Linked DNA regions of Homo sapiens: region 1 is linked to region 2. Evidence: read pairs that join two places in POLR2A ChIA-PET (ENCODE). Cell type or tissue: Panc1. All regions are shown on one strand. Each heading gives the region's core, and the rest is flanking DNA. Links, peaks and the distances in the headings are about the cores only.

The links. ChIA-PET counts read pairs that join two places held together with the same protein. Peaks named below come from ENCODE experiments on the same cell type or tissue, not always from the same donor. Only the 100,000 strongest peaks of a DNase experiment are listed, where the experiment ranks them.
Region 1: POLR2A ChIA-PET joins it to region 2 with 5 read pairs; 2 of 35 experiments call an interaction of 5 or more read pairs at or near these places.

Annotation. Positions count from the first base shown.
Region 1 is chr1:236,320,322-236,331,278 of GRCh38, reverse strand. No RefSeq gene overlaps it. Among named protein-coding and RNA genes, the nearest start is that of ERO1B, 44 kb to the right of the region's middle. In Panc1, for the core only: no CTCF peak of the experiment used is centred there; no DNase peak of the experiment used is centred there; H3K27ac peaks cover 644 bases.
Region 2 is chr1:236,540,952-236,551,491 of GRCh38, reverse strand. It overlaps LGALS8 (galectin 8), which reads right to left. Exons shown (of 10, transcript NM_201544.4): 6 at 9,782-9,838; 7 at 8,705-8,731; 8 at 7,844-7,932; 9 at 6,577-6,742; 10 at 1-3,480. The coding sequence ends at 3,331. HEATR1 (HEAT repeat containing 1) reads left to right here. Exons shown (of 45, transcript NM_018072.6): 45 at 502-2,487. The coding sequence ends at 590. Among named protein-coding and RNA genes, the nearest start is that of LGALS8-AS1, 22 kb to the right of the region's middle. In Panc1, for the core only: no CTCF peak of the experiment used is centred there; no DNase peak of the experiment used is centred there; H3K27ac peaks cover 5,994 bases.

The DNA.
Region 1 (10,957 bases), core at 1,851-9,850, 220 kb after region 2:
GCATGCTCTCTGGCCAGGCTGGTACCTCCTCAGCTCTTCAGGTGTGGTGGTGCCTTTGGCCTCTATAATGGGGTGTGCAATACCTCAAATCCAGGGAAGAGAAAAGCCTGGCTAACAGAACTTATTTTGGGCTAAGAAGAAAAGCAAGAAGCCGGTCTTTACTTATGACAGTCACATCAGCAAAGCAACTTGGGAATGATGGAACTCGAGGATCTGTCCCTCCTATCTTTTAACTTTTCTTTCATAACTTGCCTCTCGTTGTGTGTTGTATTCTCGAAGAAGTCCTTCGCTTTATATTCTAGTTCACTGATTTGCTCTTGGATTGTGTCTTATCTGCTATTCAGCCCGTCTGTTGAATTTTTTACCTTTAAAAGCTATTTTTCTTATGCAAAACCTTTTCTTATCATCCAGTCCACATTCTGCAGGTGATACTGACTCTTAGCCCTCCAAAAATATTAACTATAGTTATTTTAGAACCCCCTTCTGCTTCGTTAAAGTCTCCTCATGTATAGAGATTACTGTCTCTCAGGACGTTGGTTTTCCTCAAATGTTTGTGATTGTTGATTATTAACAAATCTAAGTTTGAGAGTTCCTAATAACTTGATATCTTACTGTCCACATCATTGTGGGAAAAACTCTTGTCTAAAGGCAGGCCCTCCATGTGCTGCTACCTAGCTCAAAGAAAGACATGAAGCATTCTGGTTGCATTTTCCTCATCTCTATGTTGTGATGAGAGGATGATTTAATATGTCAAAACATTGAATTTTTATAGTCTCTTCATAACTGAGACTTAAACAGACATATATTCTGGGAATGTCAAAGAACATAAAAAATATTAAGCATTAAATTTTTTACAGAAACCACTATTTTGCATAGTGGTTTTTAGTAGTAAATCTTATCATAAAATAAGATTTTTTATGTTGTCAAAGATACAAATAATTAAAAATATATATTTAAAAAAATTAGCTGGGTGTGGTGGCATACGTCTATAGTCCCAGCTACTCAGGAGGCTTAGGTAAGAGGATTGCTTGAGCCCAGGAGGTGGAGGTTGCAATGAGCTGAGATTGCACCACTGTACTCCTGCCTGGGTGACAAAGCAAGACCTTGCCTCGAAAAAAAAATCCATATATATTTAGATAGATAGATAGATAGATAGATAGATAGATAGATAGATAGAGACAGATAGATATAAAGAATTAATTTTTAAAAACTTTTGTTTTAGATATGAGAGTAGGTTGCAGATAATCATATAGCATATTCTTTCTCATTTCCAAACTAATACTTAAAATAGCAACAAAAGGACCACCTCTCATTCTAGCTTCTCTTCAAAGTTTTTGTAATATTGACCCTTAAAAAAACATTCTCTGAAAACTGGCGAAATGCAATTAATAGTTTAAATCCTGTTAGTACCATCAATCCTTGAAATAATGGGTCCACATAAAATTGAATTTTTTTTAAGTTGAGAAAGTTGAGGTCAAATGTCTTTAGTTTATCCAATTTTGAGTTCTCAGCATTCTTCAGGTAAATAACCAAGGGCGCATAGAGTTATCCAAAGCTCAAATGTATTCTTATGGAAAAGTATGATATGAAGGTGTATAAGATTTGAACTAACAGAATTAGAATATTATATTCCTATTTTATATTACTGAACTTTAGATGAATTAATGTTTTTTTTTTTTTTTTTTTGAGACAAAGTCTTGCTCTGTCACCCAGGCTAGAGTGCAGTGGTGTGATCTCGGCTCACTGCAACCTCCACCTCCCAGGTTCAAGTGATTCTACTGCCTCAGCCTTCCGAGTAGCTGAAATTACAGGTGCCCGCCACCACGTCCGGCTAATTTTTGTATTTTTAGTAGAGACAGGGTTTCACCATTTTGGCCAGGCTGGTCTCGAACTCATGACCTTGTGATCTGCCCACCTTGGCCTCCCAAAGTGCTGGGATTACAAGCGTTAGCCACCACGCCCGGCTTGTTTTCTTTTATAATATCCCCAGGATCATAGTGAGCTTATTTAAAAGACAGGCTATGATAGTATCAGATGTCACCAGTTTTTAAAATATAATATTTCCCTTTATAAATATTCCCATTTTCCTCTTTCCTTAAGACAAGAAGAAATTCTTTTTTTTTTTTTTTTCTCTTTTTGAGATGGAGTCTCACTCGGTTGCCCAGGCTGGAGTGCCGTGGTACCATCTCAACTCACTGCAACCTCCACCTTCCAGATTCACGTGATCCTCCCACCTCAGCCTCCCGAGTAGCTGGGATTACAGGCCCATGCCACCATGCATGACTAACTTTTTGTATTTTTAATAGAGACAGGGTTTCATTATGTTGGCCAGGCTGGTCTTGAACTCCTGACCTCAAGTGATCCACCTGCCTTGGCCTCCCAAAGTGCTGGGATTACAGGCGTGAGCCACCGTGCCTGGCCAACAACAGGAAATTCCACAAAACTAGACAAAATATATAGGGCAATAGTTTCAAGGCACTAGGCAAAAGCAACATAGACTGCAATCCTGAGGGAAGGGAAACTCAGACAAAGACTTCTACAGTTGCCCAGCACTCTGTCTAGGAACAATTTCCTGACTGCATTGCAGGAACCTGGAACCCAAGCAGAGCATGGTGGTCCCATGGAGCTGAGGAGGGACTTTAGAGTTTGGGGCTATTGATATGGCTGGATTCTGCAGAGCAGGACACTAGAAAAGAAGGAACTGCATAGTGAACAAAGGCAGAGTTGTGTGTGGGAATTTTCTGAAAATCCTTGCCAGGCAGAAATCTGAATGGGTTTCCTGCAAATCTTTGGCAGAGGGATGGGATTTATATGCACGAAGACAAATCAAGGATTATCTGATAGTGGCTGCTATGGGGTTGAGAGTGGAACAGAGATATTAGAGGTTAAGAGTTGCTGGAAGACCAAGTTCTGGCCCTGTTAGTTAATGACTTTTACAACACCTCGTGCATCAATATAAAACAACAGAAATCCCATACCTTAGGAATAAAGTCCGTGCTCTAGAACACGGGTTGGCGACCTTTTTCTGTAAGAGGCAAGATAATAAATGCTTTAGGCTCGTGGGACTAGAAAATATGATCACTAGATGGCCCAGATGTCAGATTTCATCAAAGATATTAAAACAGCTAGTATAAATGTCCAATGACTTAAAGGAAAATATGATTTTATAAATAAACACATTAGATAAAAAAGTCAGCAGAGAAATTAAAATTATAAAAAAAACAAACAAAAAAGCTAAAGCTAAAAGTGTAACTGAGCTGAGAACAGAGGTTCTGTTTTATAAGGTTGTTTTTTTTTTACTTCCCCCTCCATTCTTCTAATTCTCTCTCTCTTCTAGCCTCATCTGGTGTGGGTAGGATACATGCAAGCACATGGGGGGACACATAGCTAGGATTTAGGTGCCCCTGGATCCTCTGCAGCAAAGGGCTACTTCCTCTTTGGTTGCTCTGTTCTCATTGTGCTGGAGCTCTTCACACCATTAAAATAACTTTAAAAAAAAAATCCCAAGCTGGGCACAGTGGTGCATGCCTGTAGTCCCAGCTACTCAGGAGGACTGAGGCAGGAGCATCCTTTGGGCCCAGCAGCTTAAGGCCAGGCTGGATGAAATAGCAAGACCCATCTCAAAAATTAAAAAACATCCTCTTTAGTGCAATCAATTTTTTAATGTTTTAAGTGTTTAATTACAAATCTGATAATAATAACCTCTTATTAAAAGAATAAAAAAGGAAGCATCTCCCTTTCTCAATTTCTAATACTCAGAAAATGCAATGTTAAACTGACTCAAAATTTAAAATGAACCATACTATAGTTTCCTCCCCTTCAAAGGCTTTTTAACTATGGAGAGGCCTCATGTGTTCTGCCTATTTCTCCTTACGTTAGTGAGCTTCAATCCAGGAAAGGTATCTTCCCCTAAGTGAAAATGTGTTGAAAGTAGTTAACATTATTACTAAAAGCTTTATGTAAATTGCACTAAAATTATTTATTTATTTATTTATTTAATTTATTTATTTTTGAGACGGAGTTTCACTCTTGTTGCCCAGGCTGTAGTGCAATGGCGCGATCTTGGCTGACCACAACCTCCGCCTCCCAGGTTCAAGCTATTCGCCTGCCTCAGCCTCCCGAGTAGCTGGGATTACAGGCATGCGCCACCACACCTGGCTAATTTTTGTATTTTTGTAGAGACAGGGTTTCCCTGTGTTGGTCAGGCTGGTCTTGAACTCCCAACCTCAGGTGATCCACCCGCCTCAGCCTCCCAAAGTGCTGGGATTACAGGCGTGAGCCACTGTGCCTGGCCTTGTGCTAAAATTATTTCACTTAAATATGTCTATAAACTATAGATCTTCATGGAAATGACTTTTGAAAATTACAGATACGCATAGCACTCACATCAAAGTTTTCAATGTAAAGGAAAATATACATGAAAATAAAAGTAATAAGGTAATAATAAATCCTATAATGTTAAATTTGAATTGGGACTAGCAATATGAATTCATGTGCACTGAAAGGATCTAAAAGTAGTGATATCCTTTAGCAATATCAAATAGCAAGCAGATTGGTATTTCTAAATACCATTTTTTACCTATAAAGAAATGGCGGATTCAAGGTCTAGATCAACAAATACTGTATTGCAGATAAGCCTGCAACTTTTGTGCCAGAAAGCAAGGAAGCTGTAAAATACTGTGAACCCAGCTGATTTAAAGGGACTTTCACTGGTGAAAGAATCAAGTTGAGCATCAAAAAGAATAATGACTACAATTCCTGAATTACATTCCATTGTATGTATATACCACATTTTGTTTATCCATTCATCTATTGATGGAGAATTGGGTTGCTTCCACTTTTGTTGTTGTTGTTGTTGTTGTTGTTTTGTTTAGATGGAATCTAGCTCTGTCGCCCGGGCTGGAGTGCAATGGAATGATCTTGGCTCACTGCGACCTCTGCCTCCCGGGTTCAAACGATTCTCCTGCCTCAGCCTCCTGAGTAGCTGGGATTACAGGCACATGCCACCAGGCCCGGCTAATTTTTGTATTTTTAGTAGAGATGGAGTCTTACTATGTTGGCTAGGCTGGTCTCAAACTCCTAACCTCAAGTGATCCGCCTGCCTCAGCCTCCCAAAGTGCTGGTATTACAGGTGTGAGCCACTGCACCCGTCCGGCTTCCACTTTGTGACTATTGTGTATAATGCTCCCATGGGTGGAAAAATATCTGTTTGAATCCCTGCATTCAGTTATTGGGAGGTGTGTTTCACAATGGGCAGGTCTGTACAAACCTACCCCAAAGTCCAAGGAAGCTGAGAGGCTCAAGAGGTGGACAAATCCAGTTTCCTAGGAAGAAACATTTAATAGAGATTTGTGAGAATCTCTATTTGTGAGAATGCCCTGATTTACGGTGAGTAGGTGGTCTTACACAAGGAGCAATAGACAAATTGGAAATCTCAGAGGCCTTCCCAGATTTGGGGTTAATCAGAAGGTAATATGACGTATGAGCATCTAAGATGGAGTTGCTTCAGCCTGCACAGGGTATATATTCAGAAGTGAAATTGCTGAATCATGTGCTGAAATTGCTGAATCATGTGGTAATTCACTTTTTAATTGATTGATTTTCATATGCTGCACCATCCTTGTATTCCAGGAAAAAAATCCCATTTTCTCATGGGGTATAATCCTTTCAGTATGCTGTTGAATTTGGTTTGCTAGTATTTTGTTGAGTGTTTTTTACATTAATATTCATAAGGATTATTGGTCAGTAGTTTTCTTGTATTGTCTTTGTCTGGCTTTGACATTAAGGGTAATGCTAGTCTCACAGAATGAGTTAGGAATGTTCCCTCATCTTCAATTTTTACATTATCCAATTTGTTGGGATAACAGTTGTTGATAGTACTCTCCTATAAATCCTCTTATTTCTGTAAAATCAGTACTTATGTTCCCACTTTCGTTTCTGGTAGTAGTAATTTGAGTCTTGTCTCTTTTCTAAGTGTATCTAAAGAATTATAATTTTGTTCATAATTTCAAAGAATGAACTTTTGGTTTTCTATTTTTTAATTGTTTTTCTATTCTCTATTTTATTTATTGCTGTTCTGATCTTTATTGTTTCCTTCCTTTTGCTAGCTTTGGATTTAGTTTGTTCTTCTTTTTCCAGTTTCTTAAGGTGTAAACTTAGGTTTCTGTTATTTGAGAGTTTTTCTTTTCTTTTTTTTTTGAGATGGAGTCTTGCACTGTTGCCCAGGCTGGAGTGCAATGGCGTGATCTCGGCTCACTGCAAGCTCTGCCTCCTGGGTTCACGCCATTCTCCTGCCTCAGCCTCCCGAGCAGCTGGAACTACAGGCGCCCGCCACCATGCGCAGCTAATTTTTTGTATTTTTAGTAGAGACGGGGTTTCACCGTGTTAGCCAGGATGGTCTGGATCTCCTGACCTCGTGATCCGCCCACCTCAGCCTCCCAAAGCGCTGGGATTACAGGCGCAAGCCACCGCGCCCGGCCGAGTTTTTCTTTTTTAATGGAAGCATTTCCAGCTATATATTTTCCTCTTAGCACTGCTTTCACTGCATTTTATAAGTTTTGATATGCTGTATTTTGATTTTCACTTTCATTAGTCTCAAGATATTTTCTAATTCCTGTTGTGATTTCTTCTTTGACCTTTTGTTGCTTAAGACTGTGTTAATTAATTTCCACCTATTTATAAATTTTCCAGTTTTCCTTCTGCTATTGATTTCTAGTTTAATTCCATTGTGATCAGAAAAGATGCTTTGTATGATTTTATTCTTTTCAAGATATTTAAGACTTGTTTTGTGACCTAATATATTAACCTATACTGGAGAATGTTCTACGTACACTTAAGTAGAATATGCATTCTGCTCTTGTTTGGTGGAATGTTCTATGGATGTCTTTTATTATTATTGTAGAGCTGTCTATTTCTCCCTTTAATTCTATCAATGTTTGCTTCATATATAGGAGATTTGATGTTTATTGCATACATATTTATAATTGTTATGTTTTCTTTGTGAATTGAAGCCTTTATTATTATTCAATATTCTTCTTTGTCTCTTGTGACAGTTTTCTACTTACAGTCTATTTATCTATATTTTTTTAGTATAGCCACCCCTACTCTCTTTTGGTTACTATTTGCATGGAATCTTTTTATCCTTTCATTTTCAATCTATGTGTGCCCTTAAATCTGAAGTGAATCTTCTGTAGACAGCAGATAGCTGGATCCTGTTTTGTTTGTTTGTTTTAAATCCATTTTGCCAATCTATGTCTATTCATGGAGGAGTTTAATCCATTTACATTTAATGTAACTACTGACAGGGAAAGACTTACTTTTGGCATTATATTGTATGTTTTCTGCATATTGTACAAATTTTTGTCCCTGATTTCCTCCATTACTGCTTTTGTTTGTTTTCAGCTGATTTTTTTGCAGTGACACATTTTGATTCCCTTTTCATTTCCATTTGTGTGTATTCATAGATACTTCCTTTGTGGTGACCATGGTGATTACATATAACATCCTGAAGTTATAACAATCTATTTTGAATTAATATCAACTTCAATCACATACAAAAACTCTATTCCATTATAGCTCTGTTGCCACTCCACTTTATGTTGTTGATACTATAAATTACACCTTTATGTGCCCATTAACATAGATTTATGATTACTTTATGCATTTGTCTTCTAAATTCTTTAGAAAATAAAAAGTGGAATTACAAACCAAAATTATAGTAATACTGGTTTTTGCATTCATTTATGTATTTACCTTTACCAGAGATCTTCATATTGTTGAGTTATAGTCAAGTATACTTTCATTTCAAACTGAGAGAATCTCTTTAGCATTTATTGCAGGGCAAGTCTAGTGGTAATGAATTTCCTTAGCTTTTTAAATCTGGGAATTCCTTAATTTTCCTCATATTTTTGAAGGACAGTTTTGTTGAATATAAAATTCTCAGTTGACAGGTTTTTTTTTTCTTTTAATATGTTAAAGATATTAACCCACTGCCTTCTGGCCTGCTAAGAAATATGTGTATAATCTAATTAAAGATCCCTTGTATGTGACAAGTTGCTTTATTCTTGCTGCCCCTTCCCACCTTTTTTTAAGATAGAGTCTTGCTCTGTTGCCCAGGCTGGAATGCAGTAGCATGATCATAGCTCACTGTAGCCTCAAACTCCTGGGCTCATGGGGCTCATGTGATCCTCTCACTTTACCTCCTAAAATAGCTGGGACTACAGGTGCATGCCACCATGCCTGGCTAAATTTTGTGTTTTTTGTAGAGACAGGGTCTCACTGTGTTGCCCAGGCTGGTCTCAAACTCCTGGCTTCAAGTGATCCTCTCACCTCAGCTTCCCAAAGTGCTGAGATTACAGGCATGAGCCACCACACCCAGCCACTCTTCCTGCTTTCAGGATTCTCTCTTTGTCTTTGGTTTTTGACAGTTCTATCATAATGTGTCTCAGTGTGGGTCTATTTGGGTTTGTCCTTCTTAAAGTTCACTAGGCTTCTTGGATTTGTAGATTTATACCTTTCCTCAAATTTGGGGAGTCTTTTGTCCATTACTTTTTCAGATAAACTCTACTCCTTTCTCTGTCTCTTCCACTTCTTAAATTTTCATAATGCCTACGTTGGTCAATGTGGAGGAAAAGCTAAATATCAAATTTGAACTCAACTGAACATGGACACAAACAATGGTCACCAAGTCCTGGAACAGGTTGTGTAAGCCCCTTGAGGCATTCATCCAACACTGTTTCAGAGAAATCTCTACTTTGATCTATTCCTATATATTAGTTATTGAAAAATAACAGACGATTACAAAAACAAGTTGACCTTTTTGTGTTCCTTGAGCCCAGTGTGAAGGGCCCTCTTGACTGGGCCTCATGCCAAACAACTTGTTACAAAAAGAGCTAGGGTCCCAGACTACGTCAAAGCTTCATGAGACCTCTCCTCATCTGTGCACGGACAAGTGGCTGACTCTGGAGCCCAGGCTGTTGCTTCCTGGCCTGGTGGTGAATCCTCCATAGTCTGGTGAGTGCAAAAAAAAAAAAAAAAAAAAAAAAAAAAAAAAAATATATATATATATATATATATATATATATATATACACACACACATATATGTTTTCCCTTCTCTCCTTCCCATTGCAGTTTGCTTATTATATCAATTTGCTTATTATGTCATTTGCTTATTATATCTCCATCGCCATTTATGTGGGATAAAGGTTGTTTGCCCTTAAAGGTATTGTGTGTGTGTCTTTTCTTCTCCCCTCATGCGTTGCAGGCACAGAATAGTCTGCTAGATGGTGTCCCATAAGCTGGATTCTGTTCACTTTTTAAAAATCATTTTTCTTTTTGTTCCTCAGACTCAATACTTTAAAATAACTTGTCTTAATTGTTTGAACCTGGGAGGCAGAGGTTGCAGTGAGCCAAGATTGCACCACTGCACTCCAGCCTGGGCAACAGAGCAAGACTCCATCTAAAAAAATAAATAAATAAATAAAAAATAACCTGTCTTAATGTTCATTGAGTCTTCTACATGCTCAAGTTTGCTGTTGAACCCCTCAGCTGTAGTTTTTAAATAGTTATTGCATTTTTCAATTCCAGAATTTATGTTTGGTTTTTATTTTAATAATTTAAATCTTTTGCTGTAGTGGTTGTTCTCATTTTGTTCATATGTTGTTTTCCTGGTGTCCTTTAGTGTTTCTCCATGTTTTTCCTTAGTTCTTTGAACATATGTAAGATCACGTGTTTACAGCCTTTGTCTAGTAATTCCAATGCCTGTGCTTCTTCAATTACAGCTTCTGTAGATTTATTTTGTTCCTTTGAATGGACTATGTTTTTTTCTGTTTCTTTGTACGCCTTGTGATTTTTTTTTAATCGGGCATTTGCTAAAACAGCCACCTCTCTCAGTCTTTGCAGACTGTACTGTGACAAGGAAGACCTAATTAGCAGTATAATTTCTAAGACTCGTGATCAGCTTGGGAATTCTCAGGTTTCTTTTGGACGTGTACCCTGCCTGGGCGTGTGTGTTTGCATGTTTTTTATTACCCCCATATACATATCTCTTTTTACATGTCTTAATTTCCCAAAGAGTCTTAATTTCCCAAAGAGTCCCACAGCTTCTTCTCAGGGCCTTAGATGTTCTCATGTATTTATCCACAATCTCTTGCCCCAGGCATCTAAAGATCTACAGTCCCCCTATAGCTTTCACATGCTGTGGTGCCTGTCACACTTCTTTCTAGCCTGCACTCTGAACTATTCTGCCTTTTCCCATCTGAAAATTAATACACCTATCTTGATGTCATTCAGTTTGGAAAATTTTAATTTTAGGCAAGGATAGCTGGCAAGGCTTTGAACAGGGTAGAGAGGCTTGAGAGTTCTACACTATGGGAAGACCAAATCAATAGCGACAGCATATGGTGATTCTTAAGCAAATGTTTAACAGAAGGCCAGCTGCCAAAAAGACATTACAGAATGTTCTGCTTAAGAGATCATTTAGAACCAACTGCACACTGAGAAATTCTGTGCTTTGATGTAAATCAAAGATTACTGTCTCACTCTAATTTTGTGATTTTGATCTGCCCATTATTCTTGAATTCTGTAACCATATAACTTGAGATATTCATTTATGGCAGTCATATTCACCACCCATGCTCCTTGATACCTCATCTATTCACCGACATGGCTTTCCTCATGTATAAAAGACAAGAACTCAATAGCCTTTTCACCTCAGCAAAGTTCACTGCTGAGAAAGAGCAGTATATTTCTTTCACCTGGAGTAGAGGGTGGTGGAATGCCTGATTCCAAGAATAATGAGAGCATTATTCCCAAGTGGCATGGGCTGCCACCATTGATTATACCCCAATGACTACTGAACTCTGTCGTTAGAGTCCATACTAGCCACAGAGTGAAGATGGATGGGGAAAAAGGTATGACAGCAATAGCCTTGAAGAACAAAATTCCCCAGAGGGGGC
Region 2 (10,540 bases), core at 2,531-10,530:
GGCTTAAAAGATTTCAGTTATTTGACAAAGATCACAAGCTAGTGAGTGTGACATGGGGAGCTGTGACAGTTCTGGAACATAGAGTCTTAGGCCCAGGAAATAACAGTAAATGTTATTATTAAGGGAGGGGTGGTGGAGCAAGTAGATCAGTCCTTTACTGATTCATTGCTTATCTAAGCTACAAAAGTACATTCTCCTTTGTTTCTTAGCTCTTGGAGGGGGGAGGTGTGAGCTACTAAAGGGGTGGCATCCCTAGGAAGTTTGAGTTTTGGGGATTCTTATTCAGCTTCCAGTGCAAGCCTGTGGGCAAGGAATGAAGGCGGAAGGAGCGGTGTGGAGGGAGGCGGTCCGTGGCGCCTCCTGCTTTGTTAATGTGCTTCATTTCACTCTTTTGATTGAATGATTGCCGGAAAGTGCAAGGCATTAAGAATTAAACTAATGAGAACCGAGGCAGGCGGACTGACTCAGATTTTAATTTTGATTTTTTTTTTTTTTTTTTAGATGAATGTGAAGAAGTAGAACATCAGTGCCAAAAGACTATTCAGCAACTGGAAACTGTCCTGGGAGAGCCACTCCAGAGCTATTTCTAAGACTTTCTGTGGTGTTTCATACTCTACTCAGAGTTCACACTCATATTTCATATTTTTATTTTTGGGTGTTGGGTGCCATGTTACTTTTGGTGCCTTAATACACCTACTTGGATTACTTACAAATGTTTTATCACTTCTTTACAAAATCCCCACCTGGCTTGTGCTGCCACATAAGCCTCTCCTGCCTATCGTATAGAGCTGCAGAAAGAGTAAATGATACACGGTATTTTTATACAGACTGCTGTGTTTGTTTAAACATTTATTATTCTCTTCCTGATTGATGGTAATAATATTAGACTTGTTAATTTTAGCACCCAAAGCTGACGCCTCATTTGCACTGTAAGCCTTAACTCTTCTGTACAGCAGTATCTTACATACATGGTATCCATGTTGCAGATTTCACTCAAAGTTGCTCTATTTCAAGAAAATGAAGTTATTTAGCAATCAACAGAAGTACTTTTGACTGTAAAGCCTACTTTTCATTTTGGGTAGGCGAACTTCAGCCTTCGTTTCTTTGTTGTGCCCATAAAGAGAAGTGGTTCTGGAATGCTTTTTTTAACCCAGGAGTGTGACTGTCACCTTTATCCTTTGTTCTTTTGGGAAACGGGAGAGATGAAGGCAACACGCTGCTTCTAAAACAGCTCACACCTGGCTGCTCACACAGAGGGCCCAGAAACACTGGGTGGCACGAGGAAGCTCCTCCAGGATTCAGAATGAACCCAGTTCCATTGGTGGTTAACTAAGAACTACTTGTCTAAGAAAGTAAGTATCAGTAGATTTTTTTCAATGCTTTGAAGTGCCCTAATCTCTAGTACTGGGTCATGGTGAAGTTGGAAAGTGAGGGTTCAAATAAAATTAGATCTGCCCCCTTTTTAAAGGCATCTAAGAACATCCCGTAGAATGTTCGCATTGAGTTTAAAAGCCTTTGAAGCTAATATAGAAGTTTAATGCAGAAATGTGGCAAGCAAAAGGCCAACTTGCATTTTAGAGACAGAGCTTGCTAGTATAGAAGTGCATATTTCTAAGAAATGTCTCAGTAAAATTCATTAATAAATACTAATAGCTTTTTAAATTTTTTTCCTCCACGTAAAATGAAAATGAACTTAAGACTTACAAGGAATGATGTGAGTGGGCTATTTTTTTCCTAAATGCCTCACAGTCTCCAACAGCTCAGTTAAGCACTCTGATGGTCTTTATGGAGAAAAATAACTCTGGGGGATTCTCGAGTCTTCTTGCCTTCTACAGCTTTCCCTGTGGCACCCTCCACCCCCAACCAGTGTCTTTGAGCTTGGTGAGACTCTGCATACATTAATATGAAAAGCTGGAAAAGAATTAAGGGCTAGCGATTTCTACACTGAGTACTTTTAAAAAAATAAGATTGACAATGGTATTCTTTTCAATATATGGATAGAAATAATATCTAAAATCTGTTCTGAAAATATTCCTAAATCCTGGCAGAGTTCTGCCCCAGTCTAATGTGATAAAATGATCCTCACTGACTGAGCTTTTTTCCCTCCCCACTCCCAAACCTTTGAAATTTCCTGTAACAAGATCTGACCTGTAAAGATCCCATATACATGGAACTTCTGCCAACTCCCCTCAAATAATAGAAAAATCACAGAAATGGAACCATTTAACTTGCTGATACAGGTTTGATTTTAATCACGTAAAGTGGAAGAGTGCTTTGATCTCAGTTGCTAATGATGATGGACTAATCTTTAGAAGAACGGAGGCCTTGATTGGTGATTTCATGGGAACAAAACAGATTTCTGCATTACCTCTGCCTGCTTTGTGGGTCCCTTAGTTGGCGTACACTTTCTGATAGTGCCTGCCTTATGAATGCCTGAAGTCTAATCCTGACCTTACTTTGTTGCCCATAAATATCTTTCAAATTGAATGCATCTTGCCTCTTCCTGAAACTTTCTGTAGGCGTCTGTGTAGACTCTGATTTGCCCTAAGTTCAAATACACAGAAATCAGCTGCCTTGGGCTTGGCATCAAGTTAATTTCAGCACCATGTATTTGTTTTGCTTTGGTTTTTTGCCTTAATTTCTGTGCTCAGATGTCATGCCAATTACTTGGTAAAGCTTGCAGCTAATAGAGCCACATGTTTATTACGATAAAGAAAATGATGTCAGTCAACATCAGTCCTCAGTGATGGGATACGGTAGAGCACTGGTTATGACAGTGATCACTGGGGAAGGAGTTGTGTCTTCTGTAAGTTAGTGTCTTCGGGTGATTTAATATCTGCATAACTAATCCCAGAGGACCCCTTAGGAGTTGATGTAATGCCTGTAGAAAAAGCAGTGCGCAGCAGTAGCGCACAGAAGAGTCGAAGCTCAAGAGAACAGGGAACATACTGGTTTGTTTCACCAAGTATATATCCTAGCTCTTCACAGTTTTACCAAAAAAAATCTGTGCTCAATACATGTTAGCTACTGTATTATAGTAGGTACTCCATAAATACTTGTTGAATGGCATTCTTGAAGAGTCAGCCAAAGTAGGAGAGAGGGCAGAGTGGCTTTAACTGGCTATAAGTGTTGCTGCCCCCAGTTTCCCCATTCAGTGCTAGACACCACCATACTTCATGGCAAGGACTGAGAACACCCAGCAGGACCTAATGGTGCACAAGCTCATTTTAACAATATAAACAATAGAATGACAGTGAGATGCGTTTCAGCAAGGCCAGTATCACAGAAGCCATTCTGTATTTTGGTTTTTGTAGCAGCTGTGTAGGTAGGCTACCAGCTCCTTACTTCCAGTAAGTGGATGTCTCCATTAATTTCCAGCGTGTCAATACTGCTGAGCTCTTTAAATCTGTGTTTGTACTCCAGGCTGTGTACGCCATTTACTGCAACCTTGAATTCTCTAACATCACAATAAATTATCATCTGAAAGGAAAGGATACATGCCATTAGTGGTTCCCCTTAGTTTAAAATTTTGTGTTTGTTACATGCTAACGGTGTCAGAGTAAACCATTTGATTATACATAGAAAAGTTCCAGCCTGCTGCTGCTGACTTCCTTCTGACTTCCAAGACCCTAATCTAACTAAAGTGTCCCTGGTGGTGGCACTGTCTGCCTCATCCCACCCAGGGAAGTGACTCGGACATGTTTGGAGCCTCACACCATCCCCAGGGCCTGCGGCCCTCCTTTCCTCAACACAGCCCCTCTCCCTCGGCCGCATCCTGCCCCTTGCTCCTGGAAAGCCAGAGTGCTGCCCCTCCTCGCCGATGCTGGGGACTCTCCTAAAGCAGGAAAACTCACTCCTAATATGGTTGCTTTAGTTCACCGAGATGCTGTTTCCAGCTGTAGCCTGGAACCAAGGGACTTGGATCCTGACTGACTTTTCTGCCTCAAACTCTAGGACCATGAACAAACCAGACAATTAATATGAAATTTCAGCAGCTTAAGGCACTTGCTAGGGTTTTTACAGCTGCTTGGTGATCCTGATCCTGATAAGCTCAGCACATCTTGGCCTCAGTGTGTTTGTCCAAAGCCGTCAAAGCTGGGTATCCCGTAAGTTGGAAGTGGTGCACATACTACAAATTCAGATCCATCGGCAGTGTTCGCCCTTCACAGTCATCTATGCCCAAAACTCAAACAATGAAAAACCAAAAAACCTACTAGCCTTTTACATCACCTTTACACCTACACTTCATACTTCTGGTGCCACGCTGCCAGTGCCAGGCTGGGTTTCCACCCACTCTGAGAAGGCCACTGGGAGGCCCTGCACTGAGCTCTCCCTGTGCTCCTCGCCCCCATGAAGGCTTCAGAAGAAAGAGGGGCAGCTCAGCCTTGCTGCTAACCCGGCCCCACCCCGAGAGGCCAGAATGAAGCACAAAACCTGAATCTGCAAAGCAGCAAGTTGAGGGTTTCCATTCTTTTGATAGGAGCAGTGGAAAGGACTGTCAAGGAAAATCAGGAAGGGGAGGAAATTTCAGCCCAAGTCCTGCACTCTGATAACAGCTGGCCAAGATGAAGCTTCTGTGGCTACAGAGGATTGGGGAAATAGGTGTAACCTGAGATTCTATCCCCACAAGAATGGTGGGAATCCCAGTTCCAACCAGGTAGAAGGGACCCCAGATATATTTAACAAAATCTCAAGAAAACACAAAACACACAGCCTGATGCTATAGCTCAGAAGGAAAACCAAGTTGGCAGCAGAGGGAGTCAATTAGTTACCTGTACTGTATCAGAGCAAGTGCAAAGCCAGTGAATTACAAGCAAGTGGCAAAGAAATGACATGCTTCCGGGTGAGCAGACTACTGCAAATGAAAAGAAGGCACATCCTTTGCCTAGAAGAAAACAGAACAACAGAATCCCTCACAACCATCTGATGCTGCCGAACAGCTGGAACACGGATTTCATCCAGAGGAAGAGCCCACAGATGAAATTACAACACTGAATGAGATTGTTTTTAAAAAACTGTAGATACAACTAAAGTGTATTTGAAAGAGCAAGAAGATTTAAAATGAAAGTAATGGCATAATGGAAAGACCTGAGATAATCTCAATGCAAGCATATTTAAAAGGCAAGAGATGGAAGCCCCCGGAAAGGACCTATCAGTATAGAAAATCGTCAGCAGTGATCAACACAAGGATAATTACTGCTCCTGAATTAGAAAATTAAATGGAAAAGACGATTGTTCAAAAGCATATAACATTCATCTATTCATTCCTTCAGCCAGCCATCCCTTTCACTGTCTCTGCAAAAAAATGCCTGGAATGTGGTTCACCTAATCCTAATGGTATGGTTTGAATTATGAAGTTGGAGGTATTTTCATCTTAGTATTTTTCAGCATTATTTGAATGTATCATTATTATCCTTTTTTATATTAATATAGCAGATCCAAACTTGGGGCCCAGATAGGTCAAAAACAAGTTACATCATTGGTTTCCTGTCACCCACCACAAGGCTCAACTTCCTTCTAGAGCACTCACCTCTGTTTCCCTCCAGTGAACCCCAAGTCACCCTTTGCGCCTTGACTCTTGCCAAGCTAACAACCCTGTGCTGCCCTTCCCACCTCTAAGGACTTGTTCAAATCATGCCCTAAATCTAGAAAAGCCAACCTTCAGCCTTCCACATCCTTCCCAGCTTTCTGAATTCCAAACCAATATCCACAACTTCAGGGAACCTTCCATGATTAGCCCACATCTGTCTACACTCCACATACCAGGGCACTGCATTAGACTGGAACTTAGGGATAAATATGAATGTCACATTGCTATCTATTCCGCCTGATATTCATGCTTTTAGTAACGAGTTTTGATGAGTCCTCAAGAACCCACATGGTCCAGACAATGTGTCAGTTTAAAATGCTGTAGAATGATAACCTAAACCAATGACCCTAAGTGACTGTGTGAGGCAGTGGCACCTGAGCTGGTGATTGAGGCTGGCCAAACACCCGGCATCCGCATCACAAGGAGACTATTCTCTGCTCAGCATCCCAGAAACATATTTCGGGAAAGGTATGTGTTACAATATTCACCTATCTGGGGACTCAGGACTGCATGCCTTTTAGTTCCAAGGGACTGATGTATTTTTCCTTGAATACATACAAACAAGACTAACTCCTTAGGAGAAAGGACTGCCACCTGAAACCGTCTACCCTGATGGGAGATGATGGCCAGTGCAAGCAAGCAGTTTTAGGGTCTCCACGTCCTCAAGTCTGCTTATATGATTAAATGTGTGACTCCAGTCCTGAGACAAGCTTCCTGGTTAAATTCCTATCAATATGGGGCTACACAGGAATTTTAATATGATGACAAATGTCAATTCCAATGTGCATAATTTGACACTCTACTGGCTTTGCCATTTATACTGATTGCCCACGTTATAAAAAGGGGCAAATTACAATCTCCAAGTAAACAAAAAACATACACAACTTCCACATACTGAGTTAGGACTTGATTTAAATGGACCACTTATCCCACCCCTGCTCCCAGGATTCTTATTGCTGTCCCATTTTCAAAAACTGTAACCTCACCTCAAAGTACATCCCAGGACTAAATGGGAAAGAGGTAATATTTCTCTCTTCTTCTCCCCAGGACTCCTGAAGAAAAGAATTTCTTACAAATGCTTTAATATTCAGGCGTGGGTTCAAGTGTAGAGCAATATCCTTTGATTTTCCTGCTAGTAGGTCAACATTAAAGCTTTTGAGAAAGAAAGAAAAAAAAAAACCTTAATTAACCAAGTAGGACAGAGTAGTGGCAATTTCAGCAATGTTAGTGACCAGACTTGAACTATGATTCTAACTCTATGAAACACACGTATCCACATGGACATGGGAATGCAGGTGAAGTTGAAATTTTAAACCCAGTCAGCATTCCACTAATTCGTTACTTGCAAAATAAAAATACGAAAAAAAAAACCCTTTAAAATCAGCGTTGAGGCTGAGATGTGGTTGGACAGAAATGGAAGGTTTAACGCTAAACTGAATGACTACTTCAGGCTGCAGGAGCCTGGGATCCTCTCAAGCAGGTATTCTCTTTTCATCATCTACCCGTGTTCCTTCCTTCTTGAAAGTATGCCACTTTCTAGGAAATAGCTCTAATTTCAAGCTTTCAGAAGGCTGGACGTCTGTGGAAAAAGTTGTTAAAGCAGAAATTTTCTAAATCACATGACAAGAGGGGCCCTAAAAAATGTTGCCTGGGCTGGGCGTGGTGACTCACACCTGTAATCCCAGCACTGGGAGGGCGAAGTGGGCGGATCACTTGAGGTCAGGAGTTCCAGACCAGCCTGGCCAACATGGTGAACCCCTGTCTCTACTAAAAATACAAAAATTCAAAAAGTAGCTGGGCGTGGTGGTGCGCCTGTAATCCCAGCTACTCCAGAGGCTGAGGTAGGAGAATGGCTTGAACACCCAGGAAGCGGAGGTTGTGGTGTGCTGGGATTGTGACACTGCACTCCAGCCTGGGTGACACAGTGAGGCTCCATCTCAAAAAAAAAAAAGAAAAGATGTTGCCTGATCTTACGGGGCTGCTCTGGAGTTCTACAAGGCAAGGATAGGCCTCGTGGACAAAAATGCTACTCTCTTGTCTGGCCAGAAAAAGCCGAGGTCAGAACACGGCCTTAGTCGGCTCTGCTGCCCACTGGCTGTTCACAATCTAACCACCTCCTGCTTGAATCATCTCACTTTGGAAATGAAGATTCTGACGCTAGCCCTTCTTCCAGCTCACAGGACCGTTCACGGGTGGAAGGCGGTAACAGGCACGGAAGTATCTGCACTGTGACTGGTACCGAAGGATACTGACCTTTTGGCATTTGCATTCACTTCTCCTTTAACGACGACAGTTCGTCCAGGGCCCATGGGGGTGTTCAACCTTGCAGCGAATGGCAGCCTCTGAAAAGAAGCCACAGTCAGGACCAAGAGGCCTGCAGAAAGCGATCTCCAGGGAAAACTCGTGTCCAAAGAACACTACGGAATGTTTCAGAGCCATGACCCTGTAAATCCCAGGAGGGGAGAGACAGTCTGCCTTGGTCCCAGCTGGGTCCCCTGCAGCAGCACTGTCCCTGGCTCGAAGCAAACACACATGATTACATTTTAGACGATGAAATGAGTGACAGGGTGGGACCCGATGCCCTCTGTATGAGTGAAACACGCCAGGAAGGCCCCCTGTGCCTGGGGTCTGAGGCAGTACTGTGTTCTGCCTGAAGGGGAAGCAGCCAAGCAGGGAGGTGCTGAGGAAATACACAGGAATGGCTCAGAGGCAGGCCTGGTTGACTCTCGAATCCGTCCAGGGACGGCACACAAATGCAGAGGGGGCTGCTTTGGGCCTCTATTGTGGATACAGGTTACTCGTAACAGCTCATTACAACTTAATTTTTATATAGAGTTAAGAAAATTTGGTGCTCTTCAAACCTTTGACACATAGTTCATAGGTGGTATTTTGGTGCAAGTCAAAGTGTGATTGACAGTCGAATCTTTGCTCTTGGTGTAGACAGTTCTGGGTGCGATTTTAGAAATGTCTCCTCCTCTATTACTAGGCTGTAGGGAAACAGTTCTACAGTAAGGAATGGAATGAATGAAGCTGCCCTCCACGGTTTAAACTGTTCATTTTCTATGCAACTTTATAAAATATTCCACATGAAATAACCCAGGCAAAAATACTCACAAGCTGGGGCGTGCCAGACTTTGGAACCTATTGGAAAAGAAACAAAACACAACAATGTTAGAAGGGGAAGAATTATAGTTTATAATCTGAAGTCTTGGTTGTGCTGAGCTGAGCCTGGCCGGAGCCTGGGATGTTCCTGCTCCACTCTGGTGTGACCTCCAGGCAGCTGGTGCTTTATGACGGAATGGTATGGTGTTGTGAAGGGCTACACGGGTTGAGAAGAGAGTCTGATATCCCTGTTCATCTGAGTCCTTTATCCTCCACCATAAATTAATAATTTTTCATAGAACTATATGAAATTTTTTTAAGAGACAGGGTCTTACTCTGTCATCCACACTGGGATGCAGTGGCTCAATCATGGCTCACTGCAGCCTCAACCTCCTGGGCTCAAGTCATCCGCCTACTTCAGCCACCCAAAGCTGGGATCACAGCCATGCGCCACCATGCCCAGATAATTTTTTAATTTTTTGTAGAGATGGGGTTCTCCCTATGTGGCCCAGGCTGATCTCAAACTCCTAGGCTCAAGCAATCCCCCCACCTCAGCCAAAGCGCTGGGACTACAGGCCTGAGCCACCACCTTCACCCAGCACTACATGAACTTCAAACGTGTCTTAGTTGTCCTTTCCAGGGTGCCCCCAGAATGCTAAGATTCTGTTCTGTCTGTGAGGTGTGAACGTGCCAGTCGGTAAGACCTCACTTTCTCCATTAATAACAGCGCATTTTTAAATTGCAGTTATTCTCCCAGGGGTTGAAGATACACATGGAAGTTCATTTGCCAGTGCACTGGCTGATGTTCAATATTTGGAAATACCCCAGAACAGTACTATTCAGCAGTTAAGAGTGAGAGAGTGCTTTTTACATAAGAACAGTGAGTGGCAGTTACAGAAACTGACAGGTGAATCATCAGCAAAAACTTACTGCGTGCCTGGCACCACAAGTATGTATCTCAATTTTCAAGTGATTACTTGCGTTCTAAAAGCATAATTTTCAAAAACCCAGCCTTCTTGCCATTTCATTAACATGGCAGCTAAAACAACATTTTTAAACCAGTGGCTCATTAAAAGATTTAATATTTACATTTTCTCTACTTATCTCTGTCAGTTCCAGACTAGATGCTTGGGTACTTTGTAAGTCCTGAGAAAAGATAATAAAGATTAATTTGTAACATCCAGTAGAAAATATTTTCTAAATATTTTATATTGACATATAAAAAAATTATAAATGGTACTAAAAATATGCTTGAAAACTATGATCCAAAAATACACTTGACACTGTGGTCCTTTCCGCCCCCCATCAGATTGGCAAACATTACAGAGAATAAGATGTAATGTCAGCAAGAAGGTGGGAGCATGGCTGTTGAGAGTGCAAACTGTTTTTACCCTTGTGAAGGGCGAGTTAGTATCTATCAAAATTTTCAATGCAAAGACAGTCATGTGTTGCTTAACGAAGGGGGTATGTTCTGAGAAATGTGTCCTTACATGACTTTTGTCATCGTGCAAACATCACAGAATATTACTTAACAACCTTAGATGGTACTGCCAACTACACACCTAGGCTGTAGGGTGTGGCCTATAGCTCCTGGCCAGTGAATCTGTACAGCAGGCACTGTACCAAATACTGTAGGCAACCAGAGCAGGATGGTAAGTATTTGTGCATATAAACTTACCTAAACATAGAAAAGGTATGGTAAAAATACAGTATATGACAATCTTATGGGACCACGGTTGTATATGTGGTTCATCTTTGACTGAACTGTCCTTATGCAACACATGACTGTGCTCTTTGACTCAGGCACTCCCAGCCTAGGAACCTGTCTTACAGAAATACTCCATTTTA